Linked DNA regions of Homo sapiens: region 2 is linked to region 1. A link is a loop called in an ENCODE intact Hi-C map of the cell type or tissue named here. Cell type or tissue: PC-9. All regions are shown on one strand. Links, peaks and the distances in the headings refer to the core of each region. The heading gives the core; the rest is flanking DNA.

Evidence for each region. A loop is a pair of places that touch in the nucleus more often than their neighbours do. Peaks named below come from ENCODE experiments on the same cell type or tissue, not always from the same donor. Only the 100,000 strongest peaks of a DNase experiment are listed, where the experiment ranks them.
Region 2: it touches region 1 in a loop (9-fold over the local background); 10 of 110 quality-filtered maps call a loop at or near these places.

The regions. Positions count from the first base shown.
Region 1 is chr6:36,089,330-36,099,485 of GRCh38, forward strand. It overlaps MAPK14 (mitogen-activated protein kinase 14), which reads left to right. Exons shown (of 12, transcript NM_139012.3): 9 at 6,658-6,737. It also overlaps the pseudogene NUDT5P1. Among named protein-coding and RNA genes, the nearest start is that of MAPK13, 36 kb to the right of the region's middle. In PC-9, for the core only: CTCF peaks have their summits at 6,039 (motif pointing left) and 6,239; a DNase peak (open chromatin) is centred at 6,042; H3K27ac peaks cover 1,086 bases.
Region 2 is chr6:35,749,152-35,759,307 of GRCh38, forward strand. No RefSeq gene overlaps it. Among named protein-coding and RNA genes, the nearest start is that of ARMC12, 17 kb to the left of the region's middle. RefSeq lists an enhancer at 6,077-6,666. In PC-9, for the core only: CTCF peaks have their summits at 5,476 (motif pointing right) and 8,486; a DNase peak (open chromatin) is centred at 5,890.

The DNA.
Region 1 (10,156 bases), core at 1,248-9,247:
TGAGAACACATGGACACATGGAGGAGAACAACACACGCTGGGGCCTGTTGGTGGGGTGGGGGTCAGGCGGAGGGAACGCATCAGGATAAATAGCTAAGGCATGCGGGGCTTAACACCTAGGTGATGGATTGATAGGTGGAGCAAACCACGATGGCACATATTTACCTATGTAACAAACCTGCACATCCTGCACTTGTATCTCAGAACTTTAATTTAATTTTAAAAAAATATAAGAAATACTCATTTTTGTCTTAAAGCCAATAATGTGTTATCAGATTAGAAATTATTCTTGTTTGTGACTTTGCAGAACCCTTCCATCTGGCCTAATGATAGCATTATTATTTTTTAAAGAATGAAGCCCTTTCTTAAAAGCCTAGTTGACTAGGGATATCAAGTGGACACAGCTGACAGAACTTTGTACTAGAAAGGAGGGAGGATACAGAATGTCTCTTCAGGTACAGTACTAACTTATTTCAAATACCATAGATCTTGAAATGAATAAGCCACTTTGAAAATTCTGTTACCAACGCTTAACACTCTGCAGCTTAAGGAAGAGAGAAAGTTTTATAGCCCTGTTATGCATCAAATACCGTTTTTCTACCAGAGATCACAGCCTTGGCTTGCTGTTGTTTTCCTTTTCTCCATAATCAAGTGAATTTCCTTATGTGTAAAACCTTCTTTAATTTTAACAGAAATGGTGCTCTTAAGACATAATGGGTTAATGGAGCTGAGTTAAAATCCACTTGCCATCAGTTACTGCCCTGGTCTATGGGAGTTTTCCTAGTGTATTAAATTTGCTTCTTATATATTTTTTTTTATTTCTTCTTTTGCAAACATGTTTTGAAATATTTCAGACATACTGCTAGACAAAGAATAATAAACACCTCTGTTCATACTGTCCTGCTTGTGAGTTAAAACACTGGCAATAGAGCTAAAGCTTCTGGAGACCCTTCTCTCACATCTGCCCATCACTTTCAGTCATTGGTTTCAAATACTCTTTCTTTTTTTTTTTGAGATGGAGTCTCACTCTGTTGCCTAGGCTGGAATGCAGTGGCGCAATCTCGGCTCACTGCAACCTCCACCTCCTGAGGCTGGTCTAGAACTCCAGACCTCAAGTGATCTGCCCGCCTTGGCCTACCAAAATGTTGGGATTACAGGTGTGGCCACTGCACCCTGCCAAATATTCTCCCTCTCTCTCTTTTTTTTTTTTTTTGGAGACAGAGTCTCGCTCTGTCGCCCAGGCTGGAGTGCAATGGCGCAATCTCTGCTCACTGCAACCTCCACCTCCCGTGTTCAAGCGATTCTCCCTGCCTCAGCCTCCCGAGTAGCTGGGATTACAGGTGCACGTCATCACGCCCGGCTAATTTTTGTATTTTTAGTAGAGACAGGATTTTGCCATGTTGGCCAGCCTGGATGTTCTCTCATTTTTAAAAAGCAGTTTCACTTTAGACACCAAAAGCAAGTGTCCAATAAATGCTGAAGAAGAAAAATATTTTATTAGGTTATTTGCCCTTTCCTCTCTAACTTGAAAATACATTTTCTCAGGAAAAGGTAGAATCCTCAGATTTGTCCATAAACCAAGGGTCCCTTAAGAAATTTTCTTTGTGTTACAGTGAAAATGACTATTTTGACAACTTGGAAGATAAGGAGCTAGGCTAAGTCTTATTCTAGTCTATCCTGTCTGTCACCAGGAAGATTTCCTACCTTCCCAAAGGTTAGTGCTCCACTTCACCCCTATGTGGATTTATGTCTTTGAAAATTACTGCTCATGGCAGGTAGGTCCTGCAATTGGTCCTTTTATTTATCTTCAACTTTCTGGCCTGTGGAGGTTTTTTAGGAGTGCCTGGAGCACTTAGAACTGACTAGAATATCCCTCTTTTACTTTCCCTAGAAATATCCTGTTATGCTTAGTTTTTTTGTTTTTTTTTTTCTTTACCTGTTCATTCTGACTGACTTGCTTCTGTTAAAGATGACTTCGTCTAAAGAGTAATCTTAGGCTTAAGTTGTTCTTTTCTTCATTTGTTTTAGAAAGATTCAGGAGATTTATGATTTAAATTTTGACGTTGTGATCATTACAATTAAAACACATTTTAAACTAATAGTAAAAATATTTTCTACCTAAGAGAAACAGGGCTAAACCTATTACAAAGGATGGCTCACTGTGGAAATAACTGATTGTCATGATGTGGTGAGTTTTGCTTTACTCCGCTAATGTGGCTACGTGACGCTCCTTCTGGTCTTAACTGCCTGGACAAATCATAGTGGCCTTATAGTAGCTGGTACTGTTGGAAGACTGGCCTGTATTTCAGTGGATTTGCCAGCTTTTGAAGAACCCATGGTGATTTCTTCTGAGGTTTGCATGTTTTAACTTCCTTCATGCAAATGCTTTTAGTTACTAAGATTTTTATTTTATGTTGTGTGTTTTTCCATGGAGTATGGTCATTCTGTGTTTTGAGGGCAAGGCAGTGGGGTAAAGCTGAGTTGAAAAGCATAATATGGCTCATCTTTTCTTTTCTTTTTTTTTTTTTTTTCATTTTTTGCTGCTTTTATTTTACGAAAAAGCTAATTCAAATCTACATTAAACTAAGTTGAATACAAAGCCTTTGTGAAGAAGGCCTGGTAGTCTCATTTACAAAAATGGCCAGTGTCGTCTTTGGCCTTAAAATTTCAGGACGGGCACTTCAGATGGCTTCACATTTGCATGTTTCAGTGCTAGAGCATGGGAATAGACTTTGGCATCCACTGTAAGATGTTTTTCAGCTACGAGAGCATCGAGTCCCTGCAGCAGGTCATTCTTGGGTAACGAAATGACTTCCACAAATTCTCCATCCCCTGGCTTTGGCTTGGGCCTTACATTTTCTGCGTCATCTCCGTTAATGATTACTGTCACGATGTGTGTGGTACAGTTTGACAAACCTGGGTCCATATAGACCACTGGAGAACATTCAGCAGCGTCCCCTTTGTAGCCAGTTTCTTCCTCAAGCTCCCAAAGAGCAGCTGCTCCTGGGGTTTCACCATCTTCTATGAGTTCCCTGCAGGGAACTCTATGCAGTAGCCACCCATTGGTGGTCAGGACTGTTTCACCAGAACGATACACTCGTAGTGAAGCGTTCTCTGCAGCACAGGGATGACCGCTACATCATCACCAGTCTGTTCTTTCCTGGTTGTATGTTTCACTGAGTCCCAAGTTCCAGTTTTACCAATAGGAGCCATGTATGTTGTTTTTTCAAGTTTGACCCATTTTCCTTCTGAAATTAACTCCTCTGAAATAATATAGTGTTTCCATTCTGAGACAATTCAGTTGGTTCTTGGCTCTCCCTTTTCAAACTAGTCTTTACAGCCCTCAGGAGAGAAGTTCACCTCCAAAGTGTAGGGGTGACAAAGGGAAGAGGACAAAAGAACTACTGGAGGCAGCAGTGTCAGCATACGCCGGTGTCACGACTCAAGACATCGGCACCTCCCGAGGTGATGAAAGGATGTGCCATGGCTCATCTTTTCAAGTCAACTAGTATTTATCAAGCTGCTCTGTGGAAGGTGCTGGGGACAGGATGGTACCTGTCCTTAAAACCAGAATGATCAGACTCAGTGGAAAGAGAGTTACAAGAGTTACTTGAACAACTGTCTCTGATTATAAAATAAGATGGAGTGATAAATACACTAGAATAGAGTTATAGATAAGCTATTGAAAAAAATCCAAGAAGACTTCATGGCAGAGTTCTTGTTTGAATAGGACTTCAAAGTGTAAATAGGAATAGAAAAGGCTTGGAAGGACGGGAGAAGGGGGAGGTATTCTGGTTTATGAGTACATAAATAAGTACTTGGAAGCTTAGAAGTGCCTGGAATATCTGATGTGAGTTGAAGCATTGAGTGCATTAAAGAATAATAATTTGAGCCAGAGTCAAACTAGGCTTGATTCTTCAGGCCTGATATTGTTTCATGCCAGCAGAGGTGGGAGAGAGAGGGTTTCTCAGCTCATTGATGTAATGAGCCACTGTGACTAATGGAAATTGCGTATTCTTCAGGTAGGTTGGGGTGAAGTTCAGGTAGTTGAGAAATTCACAGCTCAGAGAGCCTGTCTTCCTTAGAGAGAGTATAAAAATTGACTCTCAGCCAGGCACGGTGGCTCACGCCTGTAATCCCAGCCCTTTGGGAGGCCGAGGCAGGCGGATCATGAGGACAGGAGATTGAGACCATTCTGGCTAACATGGTGAAACCCCGTCTCTACTAAAAATACAAAAAATTAGCCGGGTGTGGTGGCAGGCGCCTGTAGTCCCAGCTACTCTGGAGGCTGAGGCAGGAGAATGGCGTGAACCTGGGAGGTGGAACTTGCAGTGAGCCGAGATCGCGCCACTGCACCCCAGCCTGGGCGACAGAGCGAGAGACTCCGTCTCAAAAAAAAAAAAAAAAAAAAAAACAACTGACTCTCATTGTTAAGTAGTCAGAAAGAAGTCTCTTAAACAAGAGTACCAATATCAAAAGCTTCATTTTAGAGATTACTTTTGATGCATATATTGTAAAGCCACTTGTTTGAGATTTGAAGTAGTCAAGATTTTTCCCATATATGATTTACTTTATCTTGTGGTGGCTACCCAGTTAAATATATTCCTGAAGAGTGTTAATGTGAGGAAACTAAATTTTTTGAATTGAGTCATTTTAGATGAGCAAGAATTTTTTTTACTGATTTCTATTGTAATATAATTAATCTGATTATTTTAGAGCAAGACAGTATCCATCCCACCCCCATTCCTACTCTGTCCCATGAACATATGCTATAAGATTTTTTACTTGTCAACATCTTGAACTGAGAAGCCAGTATTAAAATCTTAACCTTTATAACACAATGATTTTTGCCATTTGCAGATGACAAAATTCCCTGTTATTCTTAATTTAGAAATAATGTGAGTGGACTTGTTTCTAGTTTGTTTTTGCTTGCTAAAGAACACAAGTTGTTTGGGTTTAGGGTGGGGTTTGGCGCACCTTTTCTGAAAGGGCCAGGTAGTTAATATTTTAGGCTTGGGAACCATATGGTAACTGTGCTTGTTGTAATTGGAAACACCTATAGACTGTACATAAATGAATGGGCATGGCTGTGTTCTAATAAAACTTTATATATAAAACAGGCAGAGCCTGGGGTTTGGTGACTCCAGCCTAGAATTTTCTTCCATTTAAGCTGATTTCATGTCTGAAAGAAAGTAAAAGACAGGATGTCAAATTACTGCATTAAGTTATTCCTATAACGTAGGCACCTGTGGCTTATAGAGACTGTTGTTTTTAAGTGCTGCTATGTTGCCTTTATATGTATAACCATAAGCAAAAATTTCTTTCATCCTGCTCTACCTTTTCCTCAAATATTTTGACTACCTGTCATGTACCAGATGTTAGGCTGGGGATAAATGGTGAAGAGGCAGAGTGGCCCCTGTCCTCGTAGAGCTGTAGACCAGTACAGGGGGCAGACAGTAAGCAAATAAAGTAATTCTAGGCTGTGATAAGCACTATGATGTTATCAAGCATGGTGCTGAGAGAGAATTGGGGGGTGGGGTGTTATGTATATAGAGTGTTGAGGGGAGGCCTCCCTTAGGAGGTGAAGTTGAAGCTGAGACCTGAAGCCAAGAGGATTTAGTCATGTGAAAAACCTGATGGGTCAGAAGACAGTCATCCTCCCCTTCTCCCTCCCTGGAATGTCAGTCAGTATAAACGTGGATAAACTGTTCACATTTTCAGAGGAAATATTAAAAGCTATTTTATAATATTTTTCCCCCTCTTTTTAACTTCCTTTTTAGGTAAGATTAAAAGCAATGAGAACAAACAAATTTTTGTCTTCTGGTTAACACATGCACATACATTCTGAGTATACATTGAAGTGTTAGCTACCAGGATAAAAGTTATGGCATTGTGGCCTATTATTTAGAGCCTTTGGGATGTGTGAAGTTTGTTAAGCATTGTTCATTTGCATTTTATAAGGTTGAAACCGCCTGTATTTGCGTTCTCATGGCGCTCCTAAAGGAACATGCGATGGGAGAGCGCCCTCTGCTGGCGACTCTCCCTCATAGTGCCTGCTATAGCCAGTGTGAGAGGCGAGGCTTCCCTTTCCAGAGGGTGTGCTCCAGTGGTCAGGCTTTGGGGTCTCACAGGCCTTCCACTGTCATATCACAAGCTCTTTAGGTCACGCTTGGGAGAATATTCATAAATAGACTTGTACATCCCTAGCTCCTGTCTTCTGCTGCTTTTTTCCTTATCTGTGGCCCTCTAATTATCAGTGCACTTTGCTGAACTGGTTACTGACACTGTGATGGCAGATGAAGAGGGCAGTGTAAACTGAGTGAAGCTCTTGTGTTTTCACCTGCTGTCTTTGGCAGCTAAGAACCAGCTAAAGTTGCCTCACTTTACTGATACATGCTGTTGACAGATGCATAAAATGAATATAAAGTGGATATGTGTTTGGTAGCATTTTGAATCTTTGTACAGGAGGAGCATGCCCTACGTGAAGTGATCATCCTGCAGGAGCCTTGACCTAGAGGGATTCACCGTGTTGGCTAGGTTTGGGGTGTTTCATTTTTGTTCTCGGTGTGTTCTGTTTGTTTGTTTTTGTTTTGTTTGTCATTGTTTGTTTTTCATTTTTATTTTGTCCCAACATTTTCCTTTATGGTCCACCATTAGATATTGATCAGTTGAAGCTCATTTTAAGACTCGTTGGAACCCCAGGGGCTGAGCTTTTGAAGAAAATCTCCTCAGAGTCTGTGAGTTGATGCTTTGTAATTATCTGCCCTGTTGGGAGCCTCTGCCACTTGCCTTCTACCAATCTGTACTTTGACCTGGGTGTGTTTGTAAGCACACATGCCCTTTGTGTGCTGACTTCCCGGATGAGTGAGGTATAAGACAGTGTGAGTGTGTGTGTGCGTGCACGCATGTGTGCCTGCTTGCATGCACAAGTGTGTTTTATTCTCTATCTGGGTACACACTAAGATCACGGGAGCCTCCATTAGACAATAGTATCCCAGTAAAGCAATGAGATTTGAGATTCTAATTCATTCCAAGAGATTAATGTAAACTTTGTGTCTCTGTCCTCAAGACCTGACTTTCTTCTTTCTCAGAAGTTTCACGTATGCTCTAGAGCTCTTTTCACTGTTTCTAGTGTTTGTTCTCAGAGCATGAGCTTCACCATGTATTTAGTTTAACTTAATCACTAAAAGAATAAAATGTACATTGTCTGCACACTGTTGCCCCTTCCCAGAAGTTATTTTTTATTGTTTTAGAATAGATACTCACATATCCTATGTAAAATGTTTGTTCCCAACAGAGGGACCTTTCTACCCAGTCCCTAGACCCCACTCAGAAGAAACAGCTTCACTCCTGATACCTCAGATACACAGGAATGTGGTTATAAATTTTCCTCCTATTGCCTTGTAATTATAAGTTAGATAACCTGAGACAGAGTTTGGAACTAGTGCTTTCTTGCTTCTAAGCAGGGACTTAGACAGAAGCCATGGGAATGTGAGTCTGGCTTACTTTTGCTATGATTTCCTGCTCTTGGTCATTTTCTTGGGCCAGAGGCATGAGAGAAGCCATGAAAGCCCAGCTTTTCTTTTTCCCTCGATCTGCTGCCAGGCAGTTGAACAAAAGAAAAAAAGAGCTATGGAGCCAAGCTCCAGTTATGCCTTCCTGGATTCTCCTCCCAACATTTATGACTGAAGGGGCCCTTTGCCTAGTTGGGAAGATGGCTGGGTAGCTTGAGGCAAGCATAAGCAGGTGAGTTGGAACCGTTCATCATCTTCCTGACAAAATAAAGAATACCGTCATCTGGTATGTATCCGGTACATTTCTTGAAAGGATCCCAAAGCCCAGTGTATTTCTGAACCTCCACTCTGAATTTGTTTCATTTACTTATTTAAGATAAAGAAGCAAAAGCCCAGAAGGGCAGTGACTTTTCCATGTCATGCACTGAATCACGTGGCAGAGCTGAGTATAGATCCCAGATGTTCTGATAACATGATCCAAACTATAATCCCATGTGATTACACACTATTTTGAAAGTCATTGTCAGTGTTACCACAATGTCAACCTAAAGAGGTATTTTTTTCTCCTTTATGATATGTAGAAGCTGAATTAGAGTGAATCAAAGATATCAGATGATGCTTAGAAAGAGCAGTACTTTTTTTTTAATGTTTTTGCTTAGAAACACTGTCTTACAGTAAGAGGACCTAAGGGCAGAGGGAGGAGCTCAATTAATAAATAGTGCTAATGAGACCAAGCAAATTCATTTCCTTCCTGAGAGTGTCTCCTAGCAGCCCTTTCTTAGTCTTCTCTTCCATCCCAACCATCTGCCCTATAGATACGTGCTATTAGTCATTTGGAATTGGATTAGGAATTCAAACCAAAGTCTAGGTAAAATAGTCAATAGTATTTATCTGTCATTAATCCATCACTTATTTTTAAGAAAGAAACAATGAGTGCACAGCCTAATAATGGAGGTCTCTCTGTGAAATGAGGCACATTATACATTTCAACAGCTCTACTGAAATTGAGTACCAGAATACAGAACTTAACTCAAATAATATTATATTGAGTATAAGAATAAGAAAGGTTTTTTTTTTTGGTTTGTTTCCTACATAATTGGGGTGAGTGGATAAAAGTAGTTTAAACATCCTAAGGGGTAGACAAGATTAATTTGATGTTCGTGACACGGCCCAAGTACCTGTTTATCTTAAAAGCGCATGATGTATGGGAACAGAATGGAAAAATAAGGCCAGGTGAGTAAAATTGTTCAGAGATTTTAAAAATTAAAAAAAGAAAAAAGACATTAGTGAAGGAGTGCAGTAAATAGCCAACAGCTGTTTTCATTCTCCTGAAAAGTAGTGAAGTAGTGATGGCAATAATTATGAAGAAATTGAATGCCGAGTAAGAGAATGCAGTAATGGATTTAGAACCTATTAGAATGAGCCATAGGAAAAGGTATAAATGGGTTGTGATGGAGGCCAAGGACAGAGAATTCATTTGGTTAATGTCCCAGTATCTATAATAATCAGTGAAAGAACAAGAAAATCATATTAAGAAAGCAAAAGCAGACTGGGCACAGTGGCTCACATTTGTCATCACAGCACTTTGGGAGGCTGAGGCAGGAGGATCACTCGAGGCCAGGAGTTTGAGGCTGCAGGGAGTGGTGATCATGCACTGCACTCCAGCCTGGGCAACAGAGCAAGACCTTGTCTTTAAAAATAAATAAACTAATTAATTAAATTAGATAAAAAAGCGAAGACCTGACTCATTCACATTTTCCTCCAGAAATAGAATCTTTCTAACTTCTTGACAGAAAGGGGATATAATAACCTCTTTGACTAAAGGAGACAAAGACAGAAAATGTGCAGGCCAGGTATCATTCACAGAAAGAAAGGGGAAGTGGAGGATTTTTACATTTTAAGACCCAACTGGTATTCTGCTATTGCTGGTTTACTTTGTGGCCCCTTTTTGTTATTTCCCTTGGCATGAAAAGTATCATTTGTTATGTGATTTGTTAAAGGTAACTCTAAATTCTGTTATCTGTACTCCTAACAAAATAAAGAATTCCATCATCTGGTATGGATCTGTTAACGTTTCTTAAAAGGACCGCAAATCAAAGTGTATTTCCTATCCCCTTTTGGAATTTACTGGCCTCTGTCTTTGGGCTTAGGGAGCGTAAAAGGCAGCGTGGAGCACATGGCTCTAGCTCCCTCCCTGTGGCCAGCCTTAAACAGATTACTGCTAAGTCATCTGACCACTAGGGAGTTCAGTTCAGAGGACGAGCTAAAGTAGAAAAATTATTTGGGAAAGCCATGAAGTAAAATTGCTTGGCCATGGTGCTTATTAAAGATGACACTTCACCTGAATGAGGGAATTAGTAGTTAACAAGAACAGGACTAGAAAAGGGGTTTATTGAATTACATTGAATATTTTTAAAATCTCATCACTTCTGCTCTTAGTAGGAACATGATAAACAGTTCTGACATTTTAGAAGAGGGTGAGTTGTATTAACATTGATGGAACAGTTAAAAGAGAGAAGTTGTAGTACAGCTTACATATGTGCCTATACATATAGAAAATCTCATAGTTCTGCCCTTATCAGATGCTTGCAGAGTATTCTGCAGACTTCCCTCCAGCTGTTTGTTAAATGAGGTTAGTCTGT
Region 2 (10,156 bases), core at 916-8,915, 340 kb before region 1:
CACTGCAACCTGCGCCTCCCTGGTTCACGCCATTCTCTTGCCTCAGCCTCCCGAGTAGCTGGGACTACAGGCGCCCGCCACCACGCCCAGCTAATTTTTGTATTTTTAGTAGAGGTGGGGTTCGGCATGTTGGCCAGGCTGGCTCTTGCTGCTTTTCAAATCAATGTGGAGCCATTGCTTTCAGGGGGTTGGAAGAAGGCAGGCTTGGGGATTGAAGCCAAAGATAATCAACAGGACGCAGTATAGCATTAGATTAGTTAGGATGGGCCAGGCTATCCCACAGTAACAACACTCACACCTCAGTGGCTTAAACATGGCAAAGGGGGCCAGGCGCGGTGGCTCACGCCTGTAATCCTAGCACTTTGGGAGGCCGAGGCGGGCAGATCACGAGGTCAGGAGATCGAGACCATCCTGGCTAAAACGGTGAAATCCCGTCTCTACTAAAAATACAAAAAATTAGCCGGGCGTGGTAGCAGGCGCCTGTAGTCCCAGCTACTCAGGAGGCTGAGGCAGGAGAATGGCGTGAACCCAGGAGGCGGAGCTTGCAGTGAACCGAGATTGCGCCACTGCACTCCAGCCTGGGCGACAAAGCGAGACTCCGTCTCAAGAAAAAAAAAACATGGCAAATGTTAATTCTTGTTTACACTGCATGCCCATTGCAGATCAGCGGTGGGGGTGGAAGGGCAGGCCTCTACTCCACAACATCCTCACACAGAGACCCAGGTTGAGGGAGGCTTCCTCATTGTGTTTCTACAACTATTACAGAAGGACAGGGAATGTGGTAGTGATAAATGTCATCACTTCTGCTCACATCTCATTAGCCAAAGGGGATGAGGAAGATCATTCTTTCCACGTGTCCAAGGAAGAACTGTTGATCCTTGGTGACAGCATGAATGACAGAGATCTGCAGGCATACTGGGTCAGAAAGGGAGCTCTGGAATCAGAGTGCTCGCTTCCAGTCCCAGCTCTGTCACTTACTGTGTGACCTCAGGGGAGCAGTTAACCCTATTTGAGCTTCAGGCCCCTCATCTATAAAATGCATATAATAATAGTACTGATTTCATGACGCTGTTGGGAAAATGAAAGGGGGATTATATGAGTTAACGAACGTAAGCCACAGTGTTCTGCATGCATTCCTCAAAGATGGGCTCTGAGGAGCTATGAAATCATCACTGAGAAAGCCGGGCAGAGTGGCTCACGCCTGTAATCCCAGCACTTTGGGAGGCTGAGGCGGGAGGATCACCCGAGGTCGGGAGTTCGAGACCAGCCTGACCAACACGGAGAAACCCCGTCTCTACTAAAAATACAAAACTAGCCAGATGTGGTGGCGGGCACCTGTAATCCCAGCTACTTGGGAAGCTGAGGCAGGAGAATTGCTTGAACCCGGGAGGCAGAGGTTGCGGTGAGCTGAGATCACGCTATTGCACTCCAGCCTCAGAGACAGAGGTGCGAGACTCCATCTCAAAAAAAAAAAGAAATCATCACTGAGAAAACAAAAGATCATCACTGGGGAGGTCCTTGGAGAGTGTTGCCTCCAGCATTTCTCCAGTCTCTTCAGGTTATGGGCACTGGGGAGTCCTAGAGTCCTCTATGAAGCGTGCTGAAAAGTCATTGAAACTTAGCTTTGGAAACCAGAACAATGGTGTGAGTAATATAACACCATAACCATGAAGTTTCCAGAAACAAGAAGACTGTCAAACCAAATATGGTCATCCATTTTCCAATTCCCCATTCATTTGCGTTTCCCAGTTGTTCCTTCATTGTTTTTTTTGTTTTTTTGAGACGGAGTCTCGCTCTGTCGCCAGGCTGGAGTACAGTGGTACAATCTCAGCTCACTGCATCCTCTGCCTCCCGGGTTCAAGCAATTCTCCTGCCTCAGCCTCCCGAGTAGCTGGGACTACAGGAGCGCGCCACAACACCCAGCTAATTTTTTGTATTTTTTAGTAGAGAAGGGGTTTCACCATGTTGGCCAGGATGGTCTCGATCTCCTGACCTCGTGATCCCCCCACCTTGGCCTCCCAAAGTGCTAGGGTTACAGGTGTGAGCCACCACGCCCAGCCCTCATTCACTGTTTTATCTGTGAATCCTTGCTGGGAAACAGTAAGGATTGCTAACGGTTTAAGAAAATGCTACGGGAGAGAAACCTAATGTTGGAGCTATTCCCAGCCTGAGACTGCTCGATCTAGGACAAAGAACCTGGTCCAGCCACGGGCTCCCGGTGTTCTTCAGAAGCAGGATTTGAAAACTAGTCTCGTCCAGGACCAACCCTGGCATTTTCCTGAAAGGAAAACAAACCCAAAATGGAAAAGTGACTTGCTCAAGGTCACATGACTGGTCTAGGGCAGAAATAGGATTAGAACCTCCTACTACTGAGCTTTTCTTTTGCCCTCACATTCTTCGGTCCAAGCCCCGTAAGAGTGGGTCATGGATTCTAAGCCCAAACCTATGGAAACTGAGGAGGATCTTGATGCTTCTGGATTTTAGAGGCCAGTTTAGGACTGAAGTACTTAAAGGAAATCTGTCCCCACTTAATCCCTGGCCCAAGGTCATATCACTCAGGTGGAAGAGGGAGGGTGTTTCTTGATGAGGATGGGCTGATGAGAAAGAGCCAGAGCCTATAGAGAGGCCAACCCCGTCACTGTCTCCCAGAATGAGTGGGCAGTCACTACCAGATCTGAATCAGCATCCCTTGTTTCCCTCCTGAGTTCAGGCCTGAGGCTGCTCCTTCTTGCTGCTGAATACACTGCAGCCACCCCAGTGGAACTTGTCAAATGCCGACGTTTCCTTTCGACCAGCTCCATGTGTGCCCATGTCACCAACAAGGTGTTGGGCATCACTTTCAAATTCTCCTCCCCACCACATCCACCTAGTTCCCCCATTTCCACTGCTACTGCCCTGTCCTCCACATCAGGACTTGCCTACTTCTTTCTTTCTTTCTTTTTTTTTTTTTTTGAGACAGGGTCTCACTCTGTCTCCCAGGCTAAAGTGCAGTGGAGCAAACACAGCTCACTGCAGCCTCGACCTCCCAGGCTCACGTGGTCCTTCCACGTCAGCCTCCTTGGGTAGCTGGGACTACAGGAGTGTGCCACCGCGCCCAGCTAATCTTTTGTATTTTTTTTGTAAAGACGAGGTTTTGCATGTTTCCCAGGCTGGTCTCAAACTCCTGAGCTCAAGCAATCCACCTTCCTCAGCCTCCCAAAGTGTTGGGATTACAGGTGTGAGCCACCACACTGGGCCTGACTTTTCCTCCTCCTGGTTTCCATCCTCTCCAGCCCTACGCACTCCAGGCTAATTTTATAATCACACATGGCACCATTCTCAAAAACCTTCAGGGGCTCCCCATTGCCATGGTGAAATCTTTCTCGGCATCAAAGCAAAGTCACGTGATCTGACAGGTATAAATGTATTCTCAGCAAAAGGTTGAGTTTTGTCCTCAAAGATGTGGTCACTGGACCCCTTTTTTACATGACGAAACCAAATGAATTAGCTTTGCATTCAAGGCTCTTCACAGTGTGATCCTCTTGCCTGCCACAAGCCTACTGTGCCACATCTCTGCTCCAGCCAAACTGGAGCAAACTAGTCATTGCTGCCCTAATCATACCATGTGTACTCTTGCTCCAAACATGTTTTCTTTTTTTTTCTTTAAATTACTATTATAAAGAGAAGATGCCTCCAAACATTTTTTTTTTTTCCTTTTTTTGAGACGGAGTTTTGCTCGTTGCCCAGGTTGGAGTGCAAGGGCGCGATATCTCGGCTCACCGCAACCTCCACCTCCTGGGTTCAAGCGATTCTCCTGCCTCAGTCTCCCAAGTAGCTGGGATTACAGGCATGCGCCACCACCATGCCTGGCTAATTTTGTATTTTTAGTAGAGACGGGGTTTTTCCATGTTGCCCAGGATGGTCTCAAACTCCCGACCTCAGGTGATCTGCCCACCTCGGCCTCCAGAGTGCTGGGATTACAGGCATGAGCCACCGCACCTGGCTTACTTTTGATACAACTTTCCTGCTGCCTAGAATGCTAGAATGGCCTTCCCTCTTCTTCCAACTGGGTTGTGCCTTCTAGTGTCATCAAAGTTGACGTCCCACTGCAGCCTAGATCTTTTTTCAAGCATACTAGCCTCTGGTGCACCCTGCAGCACTTCTCATCTGAACCTCTCACTTGGCATTTGGCAAATTAAAGCTTGAATCTTATATACCTTGTTCTTTTATTCTTTTTTGCAGTAGGACATATGTTTTTTGTTCTTTGTGGTTTTTTTCTTTTGAGATGGAGTCTCACTCTGTCGCCTAGGCTGGAGTGCAGTGGCATGATCTTGGTTCACTGCAACCTCTGCATCCCCAGGTTCAGGAGATTCTCCTGCCTCAGCCTCCTGAGTAACTAGGATTATAGGTGCCCACCACCATGCCCAGCTAATTTTTTTTTTGAGACGGAGTCTTGCTCTATTGTCCAGGCTGGAGTGCAGTGGCACGATCTTGGCTCACTGCAACCTCTGCCTCCCAGGTTCAAGCGATTCTCCTGCCTCAGCCTCCCGAGTAGCTGGGATTATGGACACGCACCATCATGCCTGGCTAAATTTTGTATTTTTAGTAGAGACCAAGTTTCGCCATGTTGGCCAGGCTGGTCTCGAACTCCTGACCTCAAGCGATCTGCCTGCCTCGGCCTCACAAAGTGCTGGGTTTATAGGTTTGAGTCACTGTGCCTGGCCTGCCTGCAGTAGGACATATCTGACTGCTTACCAAAGCCTTGAAGAGCCGGGCGTGGTGGCTCATGCCCTGCACTTTGGGAGGCCGAGACGGGCGGATCACGAGTTCAGGAGATGGAGACCATCCTGGCTAACGTGGTGAAACCCCATCTCTACTAAAAATAAAATACAAAAAATTAGCTGGATGTGGTGGCGGGCGCCTATAGTCCCAAGCTACTCGGGAGGCTGAGGCAGGAGAATGGTGTGAACCCAGTAGGCAGAGCTTGCAGTGAGCGGAGATCGCGCCACTGCATGCCAGCCTGGGCGACAGAGCCAGACACCATCTCAAAAAAAACAAAAACAGAAACAAAAACAAAAAAAACCTTGAAGGAAGAGCCTGCTCAGGGCAGGCACATGATAATGGCAATTGGCTGATGGTAATGAAAGGAATTGGCAGTGGGAAGATCAGATGGGAGTGGTGTATTATCTGCTGCCATGTAACAAATTATGAGAAAACTTGTGTATCAGCTTGGGTCTGATCAAGAGAGAAACCTCACAGTAATTTAACAGGAAATTTTAATATGATTATTAAAACAGGGGATTGGAGTAACAAAGAATTGTTTAGTAAGGAGTTATGAGAACCCTATGGAATAATGAATAGCTGACATGAGGAGCAGCCCCTACCTCCCAAGATACAGCACCCAAGAAAGAGATACCCTCTCCCCACCCAGGGCTGAGATCCAGACCTTGTTGAGTAGAGCACAGCCCACAGCTCACTAGGTGGCAGAAAAGTCACTGTACTGTCATGCCAGTGGAACTTGCCAGAAATATGCCCTCTAGGATGCCAGGGAAAGCTCTTTCCCAAGGAGGTGTGGAACCAGAGACTTTCGACTACAGAACTAACTGAGTGGGGTGTGCAGGGGAAGCTGCTTCCCACTGGGTGCTGCTGGCCTTCATGTGCTGTGGGAGGCGGCACTGGAGTACCTGTGGGTGCTGCAGGAGCCTGATGCGGCAGAAGCCACATGCACGCAGGTGGTATGTGAGGCAGAAGTTGGAGGTATTCTGCTTACACTACAGCCCAAGGTGGACAGTGCCAGGAGAAGCTGCTAGCCACTGGGTGTTGCTGGTTACTCTGGGAACTGGGCACTGAAAGCTGTTTGCAGAGCAGGAGCCTGTCAATCAAGCACACTAGAACCAGGAAGCAAAAACCTCTTCCTCCCAAAATGTCTCTCCAGCTCCCTTCCTCTTAGTCATTTAAATATCAATAAACATATGTTACTTCTCACAGGAATTTGAGAGCATCTTGACTGGGTGGTTCTGGCTCAGTCAAGCTGTGGTTACAGTCACGCTTTTGCCAAGGACTGTTGTTATTTGAAGGCTTGACTGGGGCTGGAGGATCCCCTTCCAAGACAGCGCACTTATGGGACTGACAAGTTGGTGCCAGCTGTTGGCAGGAGGCCTCAGTCTTTCTACACGTGGGCATCTCCACAGGGGTGTTTGAGAGTCTTCATGACATAGCAGCTGGCTTCCCTTATAGTAAATCGTCCAGGAGAGAACAGAGCAGACGCTGCAATGCCTTTTCTGACCTCACCTCAGAAGTCATACACTGTCACTTCTGCCACATTCTATTCATTAGAAGTCAGTCTAGCCCCCATTCAAAGGAAGGCAGTTAGGCTCTACCTATTAAAGGGAAGAATATCAAGGAATGTGTGAGCATTTAAAAACCACTACAGGGACACTGTCAACAAAGACTAATTGGACACCTACTGTGTGCTCAGCAGCTAGATGCATCTGTATCCCCACAGAGACAATCCCTGCCAAGAAGAAGAGAAATTTTATAACCAGTAGTTGACACTCCATCCTTTCCCTCTGTCTTTTTTTCCAGCTGTTTAGCTTGTTTTCTCAACTACAGGCCTCTTTGACCCTCAGGCAATTCTATTTACAAAGAAACATCTCTTCTCATCTTCTCATTTAATTCTAAGGTTTCAGAGAAGAGGAGTGGCTTGAATTGGATCTCCAGAGAGGAGAGAGAAGAGCTCTCCAGGTTGGGATAGTTGGACTTTACAGGAAGGGAAACCAATCAGAGTTTCCCTCTGATGGGATTGTGATGGGGTAGGGTGCTGGTAGATGATTTTGGCCAGGCAGATGGCCAGTTACTTCTCTAACTGATTACCTGAAGGAGATGTATGAGAGACAGACACAAAGGGAACTCCAGCCCCACTGCATGGCTTCCAGTAGGACCTCAACACAGGGTTCTCAAGCAAAACTTGGCTGGAGTCCCCAGGTGTGTCTTAAAACTTAAAGCAGGGGCCGGGTACCTGTAATCCCAGTGCTTTGGGAGGACAGGCAGGGGGATCACTTGAGGCCAGGAGTTCCAGACCAACCTGGGCAACATAGCAAGACCCCCATTTCTTTTCTTTTCTTTTTTTTTTTGAGAAGGAGTTTCACTCTTGTTGCCCAGCCTGGAGTGCAACAGCGCGATCTGGGCTCACCGCAACCTCCGCCTCTCGTGTTCAAGCAATTCTCTTGTGTCTCAGCCTCCTGAGTAGCTGGGATTACAAGCGCCCACCACTACGCCTGGCTAATTTTTGGTATTTTTAGTAGAGACGGGGGTTTCACCATGTTGGCCAGGCTGGTCTCGAACCCCTGACCTGACCTCAGGTGATCCACCTGCCTTGGCCTCCCAAAGTGTTGGGATTACAGGCGTGAGCCACCATGCAAGACCCCCATTTCTTTTTTTGTTTTTTGTTTTTTGTTTTGAGACGGAGTCTCACTCTGTCACCCAGGCTGGAGTGGCACGATCTCGGCTCACTGCAAGCTCTGCCTCCCTGATTTCACGCCATTCTCCTGCCTCAGCCTCCGAGTAGCTGGCACTACAGGCGCCCGCCACAATGCCCAGCTAATTTTTTGTATTTTTAGTAGAGACGGGGTTTCACTGTATTAGCCAGGATGGTCTCGATCTCCTGACCTTGTGATCCGCCCACCTTGGGCTCCCAAAGTGCTGGGATTACAGGCATGAGCCACCACGCCCGGCCGAGATTGGTTTCATTTTTATGAAACAGGAATTTTTTTTATCATCATCAAATACAACCTTTATACATCTCTGATAATAATAAATGGCAAATGTGGTAGGCAGCCTTCTAAAACTATCCCAGTGACCCCCACTTCTTAAATATGTCCTGTTTAATTTGCTGCCCTTGAATCTGAGCTGGACCTAGTAATTTGCTTCTAATCTAGAATATGGCAAAGTGAGAGCATGTTCCTTTTTTCTTTTTTTTTTGAGATGGAGTCTCGCTCTGTCGACCAGGCTGAAGTGCAGTGGCACAATCTCAGCTCACTGCAACCTCCGCCTCCGAGGTTCAAGCAATTCTCCTGCCTCAGCCTCCCAAGTAGCTGGGATTACAGGTGCCTGCCACCATGCCCAGCTAATTTTTTTAAATTTTTAATAGAGACGAGGTTTTGCTATGTTGGCCAGGCTGGTCTCGAACTTCTGATCTCTGGTGATCCGCCTGCATCGGCCTCCCAAAGTGTTGGGATTACAGGCGTGAGCCACTGCGCCCGGGCCGCATGTTACTTTTGAAATTAAATTACAAAAGACTGTGATTCCTCTTGTTCCCATTCTCTCTTGCCCTTTCACATGCTCATGCTGATAAAGGCAGCTGCCAAGTTGTGAGCTTCCTTGTAGACAGGCCTACATGGTAAGGAACCCGGGAAGGACCCAGGCCAACAGACTCTGCAGAGCCAAAGTTGTCAATCCAACAGCTTGTAAGGACCCAAAACCTGCCAACAACCTCTCGAATAAGCCTGGAAGCAAATGCACCCCCCAGTGGAAACTGAAGATGACTGCAACCGCAGCCAGTGTGAGAAACTCAGAGCCAGACTACATGGCTAAGCTGTGATAGATTCCTGACACACAGAAACCATGAGATAAAAAATAATGAGTTAAGCCACTGATATGGTTTGGCTGTGTGTCCCCACCCAAACCTCCTGTCGAACTGTAATTCCCAATGTTGGGGGAGGGACCTGGTGGGAGGTGATTGGATCATGGGGGCAGATCCCCGCTTGCTGTTCTCATGAAAGTGACTGAGTTCTCAATGAGATCCGATGGTTTAAAAGTGTGCGACACTTCCCCCTCTGCTCTCTCTGCCATGGTAAGATGCGCCTGCTTCCCCTTTGCCTTCCGCCATGATTGTAAGTTTCCTGATGCCTCAGCCATGCTTCCTGTACAGGCTGTGGAAGTGTGAATCGACAAACCTCTTTTCTTCATAAATTACCATCTCAGGTAGTTCTTTATAGCAGTGTGAGAACAGACTAATACAGCCACTAAACTTTGGGGGAATTCGTTTATGCAAGAAGGTAATCAATACAACAGGTGATTGTTCCAAGGGTCCAGGCACTGGGTCAGTTCTCTTCTTCCACTCAAGGATGGGAAGAAGAATACTCAATGCTACATTCCAGTGTGAGCCTTTAATGACTGTGACTCCTCCCCACAAGTAACTATGGCCATCTGTGTGTCCTGGAACATGACATGGATTCCTTTGAGAGAAGCAGGAAGGGCATGGAGGGAGCTTCCCCCTCTACAACACCTGCTCCCCCTGAGCCCAAGAATAAACCAAAACCCCAGCCTGGGAGGCCCCCTTTCCTCTCCAATGTCTTCCTTTCCTCAAAATCCCCTTATTGCCCCCGAGTTGCTCAGTCATTGCCACCTTAGAATGTTCTTTCCCATGAGCTGGGCCAAGGAGTCCTACAGTCAAAACTAAGTGATGGCCAGGGACAGTGGCTCATGCCTGTAATCCCAGCACTTTGGGAGGCTGAGGTGGGCAGATTGCTTGAGCTCAGGAGTTTGAGAATAGCCTGGAAACATGGCAAAACCCCACCTCTACCAAAAAAAAAAAAAAAAGAAAAAAGAGAGAAAAATTAGCCAGGCATGATGGCACACGCCTGTAATCCCAGCTACTAGGGAGGCTGAGGTAGGAGGATGGGTTGAGCCAGGAGGTCGAGGCTGCGGTAAGCCATGATTGTGCCACTGCACTCTAGCTGGGGAGACAGAGTGAGATTCTGTCACAAACAAACAAACAAACAAACAAACAAAGTGATGCCTACTTTGGCCGGGCGTTGTGGCTCACGTCTGTAATCCCAGCACTTTGGGAGGCCGAGGCGGGCAGATAACTTGAGGTCAGGAGTTCAAGACCAGCCCGGCCAACATGGGGAAACCCCATCTCTACTAAAAATACAAAAATTAGCCAGGCATGATGGCGCGCATTTGTAGTCCCAGCTACTTGGGGGGCTGAGGCAGGAGAATCACTTGAGCCCAGAGGTTGCAGTGAGCTGAGATCGTTCCACTGCACTCCAGCCTGGGTGACAGAGTGAAACTGTGTCTCAAAAAAAAGCCCAAAAATAAACAACAAAAAAAAGTTTATGTATTTTTTGAGATGCAGTGAGAAGAGGAAATGAAGACAGAGAGAAAGAGAGCTGAG